Linked DNA regions of Homo sapiens: region 2 is linked to region 1. Evidence: read pairs that join two places in POLR2A ChIA-PET (ENCODE). Cell type or tissue: GM12878. All regions are shown on one strand.

Region 1 (4,000 bases):
ACCTGATTTTCTTTTAGAACCCAAGTATAAGATATTACTTGTTTAAAATACATATTATGAAAATGATTATGTTTATGAGATAAACTTTTCACTTATACTAGAGATGCAAAATTTGTTTCAATCTCTTTCTGTGTGAATTCTATATAAAAAGAATTGCATACCTATCTATCCGCCTTCTAATGGGCAACTCTTCATCACACAGGTAACTGTTTTCCTGACAGTTAATTTTTCAGCCCTTTAACTTCTGCACTGGAGAACAAAAGGAATTGGAATGGGTAGTGAAGGGGGCTTACTCAAATCACTTTTGTGTCTCTGCTGTTGACCCCGTAAATGAAGGAGATTGGTTTTGGTATTTATTGAATGCCTATAGCGTATTATTTGCTGAAAAGAAACTTACAGGTCATATGCAAAATCCATATTTTCTGATAGCTTATATGCCACTGAGAGAATACAGATGACCAAGGCCATTCATAGGTACACATGGGTGTTAAATACATGTGCTTTTTGAACAGTTTATCAGGTATCAGCCATTTGATGTAGGAAAATAGGAAGAAGAGCAAACTAAAGAGTAGATTTTCTACCCTTGATTTGCTCTTACTGAGCTAAAATTGATTAACTGTCCTAAATGATAGACATGCCCCTTGGTGAAGACCATGTTTTCTTCCTCCCTAGTCCTCTGGCCACTCTATCAATAGCCAGTAACATGGCCACAAGACAAAATGCATGGCGTAGTTCCATATTGGGCACCGGATGTCTTGGACAAAAGCATACAGTCATTTAATTATCATTTATTTATTGAGCTTCTGCTATGTTCTACAGTAAGTCCTCTCTTAACGTCCATAGGTTCTTGAAAATTGTGACTTTAAGCAAAATGACACATAATGAAACCATTTTTTTCTCATCAGTGTTATAATGAAACAATATTATTTAAGTACCTACTTTTGTTTCACTTAAAGTCACAGTTTCCAACAACCTATTGATGATAGTTAAGTAAGGACATACTGTACATTGAGGGGAATATAAAGACTTATAAGACTTAGTGTCTGCCCTTGAGAAAATATATTCTTAGGAGAGAGAACATGTGTACAAATAGTTACATAAAATACGACAAGAGCCATTTCAAAGGAATAAACAAAGTGATCTGAGATTTCTAAAGAAGGGGAGACTTATCTAGAGTTGATCAAGGAAGGCTTCATGGAACACGTGGCATTTGACATGCGGCCTTTATTGCTTATTACACAGGCAAAAACTGGAGAAAAGATAATTTAAGATGGTCATTGTTAATTGGTTGCCTTTATAGTTTTATATTTTTTGTAGAACAGAGCACCTTTATAGTTTTAAAAATCTCCAGCTCAGGCTGGGCACAGTGGCGCATGCTTGTAATCCCAGCACTTTGGGAGGCCGAGACGGGAGGATCACTTGAGCCCAGGAGTCTGAGACCAGCCTGGGCAACATAGTGGGACCCTGTCTCTATTTAAAAAAAAGAAATCTTCAGCTCAAAGGTGGGAGGAGGTGTGATGGAAACGAAAATGGGATTGGGGTTGATTCTTTGTGTTTTGATTTTACTCTCTGAATTACTTTTTAGATGGAATTACTCTGATCACCAAAGAGGAAGCCTCTGGAAGTTCTGTCACAGCTGAGGAAGCCAAAAAGGTATTGAGGGGTAAACCTTTGTCTTTAGTTGAATTATTATAGTGGACTTTATTTTCTTGATACCCTCGAAGAAGTTAAATTTTATGGGTAACTAAATTAGTGTACTCATTTTGTATTCAATATGTAAATTGCTTCAACCACAGCATCCCCATGGGAGAAATTATAATCTTACTCAGTTTCCTGTAGGCTGTGGTTATATTTCTGGAACTCACCTGTAATCCCAGCTTCAGTACCCCTAGAGCATGCTGTTGAACCCCATAGTGCGCAAACTTAGCCTCGGCCCTGGTAAAGGCTATGAAATCCACAGTGATTCCCACCCTGGCCACACATTAGTTACTTGGTGAGCTTGTTTTTCTTTTTTTTCTTTTCTTTTCTTTTCTTTTCTTTTCTTTTCTTTTCTTTTCTCTTTCTTTTCTCTCTCTCTCTGTTTCTTTCTTTCTTTTTTTTTTTTGTTAATACTGATTAAAAATCAGAATTACCCTAGAGATTCTGTTAGTCTGAGATGGGTCCTGGGCACAGTTGGTTTGTTTGCATTTTAAAACCCCTCAGGTGATTGTATTGTATAGTGAATAGAGAAACACTAGTATTCTAGCATAAGGGACATCCAAGTATTTTCAGTAAAAGACCCCATGCAGTCCCCATGAGCTTCTTATTCACACACATTGTTAGGCCTAGGCCTCCTTGTTTGGTGTGTATTGAATCTGATTCAGCCATGAGTCAGATACATGTGGTTATTTAGTTCAGTAGTCCTTCATTGTACCTCAAGGTTGTGATGAAATTTTAATGAATTAAGTTGAATAGCTCAAAAGTATATACTTCGTAACACTCAGTTTCAGTTACAGTCACTGACTGATGTAGTTCTGCTGGCACCTGACAGCTCTCAGTTACTAAGCTTCTGCGATATGCTAGGCACTGTGCTGGATGATAAGACAGCACCCCTGCCCTCTAGAAGCTCGGGCAGTTAAAATGGAGCAGAGGGAAGCAACGGAGACTCAGAAAATAACTATACACACTAAGGGAGAGCTTGGTCTGGGGCTGGTGAATAGGAATCTGTTAGGGAAGTGACAGATGCAAAGCTGGAAATGTTAATCAGATGGCTAAATTCAGGCCAAAATTTAAATATCTTCAATTTTCAACTCAAGAAAGGCATTTGGCAGAAACCATGTTTGGAAAAGAAATTAAAATTTACAAGAATTTTTATTAAGCACTTTGCCTAGCAAAAGATTTTTGTTAAAAAAAAAAAAAAAACTTGTCATCCCTACTTTCAGGGAGTAGAATCCTGGAATTTTTGAAGCATACTGTAAGATGGTGATTATATCTCAGAAGGGGTTCCGTGGTGTCTGTACCCTCTCTGCCACAGGCAATACTGAGCACCATAGGCTTGAGTATGCCATTTAACTGTTTGGTTTTGTTTCTGTTTGTCACTTTATACAATGTTTGATAATATCTCCTCATTGAACTGGGCTATTTCAGTCAAGGTTCTCCAGAGAAACAGAACCAAGAGAACGTACATGTGTGCGTGTGTCTGTGTGTGTGTATGCACATACACACACACATATATATAGAGAGAGAGATTTATTGGCTGAATTTCAGAAATTGGCTTGTGTGATTGTAGGGCTTGGCAAGTCTGAAATTTGTAGGACAGGCTAGCAGGCTGGAAACTCAGGCAGGATTTCTGTGTTACAGTCCTGAAGCAGAAACCTCAGCTTTTGCTCTTAAGGTCTTCACTTGATTGGATGAGATCTACGAATATTACTAAGATTAATCTTTACTTAAAATCAGGTAATTTTAGATGTTAATCACATCTACAAAATACCCTCACAGCAACATCTAGAGTAGTGTTTGATGGAACAACTGGGGACCATAGCCCAGCCAAGTTGACACATAATATTCATTGTCACATGGTGTGAAGACCTATCAATCAATTTTTGTTAAACAAGTAAATCAGGAAAAATATTTTTTGTCATTATTACATTAAGAAAATTTATTATCCAGGTGACAGTACATACTAGAGTTTTTGGAAGAAGTGAGGAGCCATGACCTAAAAAAGCTTGTGTTTCCTGCCAGCAGCACATCTTAACCAAAGATGTTCCAGCTAAGTTAACCCAGAATATTAGACAGGAAAGAAATCTGAAAACAGATGATGCACTTGCAAATTGTGCAAGGCTTGTTCTGTAATGCAAATAGGATGTCTTCTTTGAAATGTAAAGGCACTGAGCCTAAGCATGAGGAATTTTAATGTCTAATGATGAAGCTATAGAGAGAAATTTCAGTTAATGACCAGGTAGGTATAAGATGGTGTCCTTAGATAATTCTGATATCAGAACTGATGTTAGTTGTAGTTTAA
Region 2 (4,000 bases), 190 kb before region 1:
AAGTCACACTTTGACCTCAGGGCCCTTGCACTGGCTGATCTCCATCTACCTAGAATGTTTTTCTCCTGACAGCCACGTCCTCACTCCTCCCTCTCCTTCAAGTCTTTGTTTAAACACCACCTCCTCAACAAGGCCTGCCCTGACCAACCTATTTAAAATTGCAAACATGCTCCCTCCCTTGCTCTACTTTTGTTTCCTACACACTTATTTATCTCCTAGTTTACTTATTATGTTTCCTGTTTATTGGGCTCCCCAACACTACCGCCACCACCACTAGAACAAAAGCCACGAGGACAGGGATCTGTATCTACTTTGCTCAGTGATGTATCTCAAGTACTTAAAACAGTGCCTAACAGGAGAATCACTTGAACCCGGGAGGCGGAGGTTGCAGTGAGCAGAGATAATGCCAATGCACTCCAGCCTAAACGACAGAGTTAGACTCTGCCTCAAAAAAAACAAAAAAACAAACAAAAAAAAAAAACCTGTGCCTGGCACATAGTAAATGCTCAATAAATATTTGCTGAACCAATGCACTCTTGTTTCCCAAGTTCACAGGGCTCTAAACTGTAGAGATGAGTATGACTCTGTGTCTTCAAGCTCACAGACAAGCTCCTAACATTTTTTTTAGCTGTTTAAATTTATGAAAATTGGCCTTACAGTCTTGTGGGAGGAAGCAGATGATAAGCACATATGTTTACGCCATGTGACATTCAGAACTGTAAAGAAATACATAGTGAGTAAGGGACACAGTGAAGGGTGGGGCACTGTTTTAAGAGAGTGGTCAGGGTAGAATGTTCTGATAAAATGACTTTGAGAAGAGATCTAAATAAAGTGAAGGAGTTATCCACACAGAAAACTAGAGAAAGAGTCTTCAAGGCAGGGCAGGCAGAAAGTGCAGAGGCGCTGAGGCAGGGGTGTGGGTGGTATATTTGAGGAACCAGGGGAAGCCAGTATGACTGAGAGATGAATAATTAATTTCACCTTATATGCTGACTTTAAACCATACTTAATAGCCCAAAACTGGAAACCACCCAAAAGTCCACCAAGAGTAGAATAGGGGAACAAAATGGAATACAGTCTAAAGCAATAAGGACCATGAACAAGGCTACATACAACAACACGGAGGAATCTCACAAAGCTCCACCAACAAAGTGAGTTCTATGAGAACACACAGTTTGATCCCATTTATGCAAAGTTTAAAGGCAGGCAAAACAAAAGTACATCTTTAAGGTGCACACATAGGTGGGAAAGCTAGAAGTCTAGACATGATCAAGGAGGAGATAAGGGGCTGGCAATAGCTATCTCTTGCCATGGAGGTGGTTACACGAGTATTCACTTTCTAGTTATTCTTTTTTTTTTTTTTTTTTTTTTTTTGAGACAGGTTCTAGCTCTGTCACCCAGGCTGGAGTGCAGTGGCACAGTCTTGGCTCACTGCAGCCTCTGCTTCCCAGCTTCAAGTGATTCTTCTTCCTCAGCCTCCAGAGTAGCTGGGATTATAAGTGCCGCCACCACACCAAGCTAATTTTTTTGTAGTTTGAGTAGACACAGGGTTTCACCATGTTGGCCAGGCTGGTCTCAAACCCCTGACCTCAAGTGATGCACCTGCCTCGGCCTCCCAAAGTGTTGGGATTACAGGTGTGAGCCAACCATGCCCAGCCTATAGTTATTCTTTATACTGAACATATTTGTGTATGTTTTTTGTCTGTAATATCACACATTGGAACACAAGTTTTTAAAAGATTTTTGTAAAAAAAAAAAAAAAAAAAGCTAAGTAAGAGCCAATTCAGGACAGTGTCAAACAGTTCAGGGGTTCTTTTGTTGCACACTATGTCACCAAAATTATTTCCTAAAAGGGCACAAAAGAATAGAGTGCATGGTATATAACTGTCACAAAACAAAGATTTATTAACCAGACTAAAATGACTTCAGGTGCTAACAGAATAAACTATTTTACCCAGCATTTAAGCAGAGTTTATACTTTTTAAACATAGGTGGTGTAGTGATAAAATCACTTCAAGAGTCTAGAGAATAAAAAGTTGCAAGAAACTCTCACATGATGTGTAGGAGAAAGAAATTTCATCTTCTCGGGAACTTCCAATGGCACTATGACTAATGCAAGTCACAAAAAGAGAAGAGGGACGCTGTGGCTTGCCGGGGAAGAAAACCTTTAAAAGTCATCCTTGTGAATTTTGGACAGCTGACTTCTTATAAAGAGCTTCCCTCCTACGCGTTGGGCCTAAAGCCCAGTCCCTGGGACAGCACTCATGCACCTCTGGCCCTCCCCTATCACTCCCCTGTCTTTCAAGAAGGCAAAAGCACCAGCCTTGCAATGGGAATCTTCCAGCCAGGGCACTTTCCTTCAGTAAAAACCCTTTGTGCCCCTGCAGGCACTTCCTGTGAATCATTGTCCGGCCCCGGAGCTACCGGCTTTGCAAACTGCAGGTTTCTGCAGGAAGCCACAGATGAGGTGTGCCAATCTGCCCAATCTGCTCAGAGACCTGGCTCCGGAAAACCCAATAGTATGTGCTGGGAAAAAAGTCAGGCCATCTGGGCCCCGGTCTGAGAAATCTCACTGACATAAACGTACTCGTCAACTTTCTAAAAGCCCTTCCAATGGGGAGAAGATGATTTGGTCAGCTCCAAGGTCATGTGAGTCCACACCGTAAAATGAAAAACCCTACAAATGTAAAAGATTATTATACTTCTAGAGTTGGTGGTGATTCCCTTTTACATGTTGTGAGCCCTCCCTTACCCCCACCCTTCTTTCCCACTGGCACCTGGTTTCCCTAGCTTCAATGCAGGAAAAGACCCAGTGTTTCTGGACCCTGGGCTATAACAATTCAGGGAAAGATTCAAACTCCAAACACAACTTCTAACACACACCACGTAAGCAGCTAGTTCCATACCTCTCTGCACACCAGAAGGGCTCTGCTCTTTCTATGGCATTGAAATCTACTAGCATATGAATCCCAGTTCGACCACGTGTGCCTCTAAGCAAGTTACTGAAGTTCTCTGTGTCTCAGTCTCCTCAATGGCCAACTGGGGATGGTGGACATAATTACAGCCAATCTTCATTATTTGGAGATTCTGCATTTGCAAATTCGCCCACTCGTCAAAATTTACCTGTAACCCCAAAATCAATACTAGTGATGTTTCCAAGGACATTCATGAACATGCCTAGAGTGACAAAAAATTTAGAGTTGCCTGAGACGCACAGCCCCAGCCGAGGTCAAAAGGCAACACTCAGGCTTCTTGGTTCAGCTCTCAGATTGGAAACAAGCGTCCTTTTTGTGATCACTTAGCAACATTTTATTTATTTATTTATTTATTTATTTATTTATTTATTTATTTTGAGATGGAGTCTCGCTCTGTCACCCAGGCTGGAGTGCAGTATCTCAATCTTGGCTCACTGCAACCTCCGCCTCCCAGATTCGAGTGATTCTCCTGTCTCAGCCTCCAGAGTAGCTGGGATTACAGGCATGTGCCACCACGCCCAGCTAATTTTTGTATTTTTAGTAGAGATGGGGTTTCACCACGTTGGCCAGGCTGGTCTCATACTGCTGACCTCAAGTGATCCACCTGTCTTGGTCTTCCGAAGTGCTGGGATTACAGGTGTGAGCCACTGCACCCAACCCCCACTTAGCGGCTTTTTTTTTGCATTTTTGTACTTTTAGCTGGCAATTTCACTGTTTAGAATATCTCCCAAAGTGTAGTGCTGAAGTGCTAACATACATGTTGGATAAGCTTCACTCCAACCTGAGATATAGGGTGTTGGCCATGAGTTCAATGTTGATAGAGCAACAATATATATTAAATAAGGTGTCTTTAGGCAGAAACACATAAAAAAAGTTATGCATTGATTGGTTGACAGGGATCTAATCCTGCCATCGGCTCACAGGAACCTAACTCTGTATTTCCCCTAGGAACAATGGTTCAGTATTCACTAATTCAGTGTTCAAGCGACTTTACAGAACCTAACTACCACAGACAACAAGAATCA

What was found. ChIA-PET counts read pairs that join two places held together with the same protein. Peaks named below come from ENCODE experiments on the same cell type or tissue, not always from the same donor. Only the 100,000 strongest peaks of a DNase experiment are listed, where the experiment ranks them.
Region 2: POLR2A ChIA-PET joins it to region 1 with 5 read pairs; 2 of 35 experiments call an interaction of 5 or more read pairs at or near these places.

What each region holds. Positions count from the first base shown.
Region 1 is chr2:216,193,334-216,197,333 of GRCh38, forward strand. XRCC5 (X-ray repair cross complementing 5) reads left to right here. Exons shown (of 21, transcript NM_021141.4): 19 at 1,586-1,653. Among named protein-coding and RNA genes, the nearest start is that of LINC01963, 22 kb to the right of the region's middle. In GM12878, no CTCF peak of the experiment used is centred here; no DNase peak of the experiment used is centred here.
Region 2 is chr2:216,004,096-216,008,095 of GRCh38, forward strand. The region is part of intron 1 of MREG (melanoregulin); the gene reads right to left. Among named protein-coding and RNA genes, the nearest start is that of MREG, 7.5 kb to the right of the region's middle. RefSeq lists enhancers at 821-940, 951-1,100, 2,017-2,066, 2,657-2,706. In GM12878, no CTCF peak of the experiment used is centred here; DNase peaks (open chromatin) are centred at 1,046 and 2,326; H3K4me3 peaks cover 2,549 bases; H3K27ac peaks cover 3,917 bases.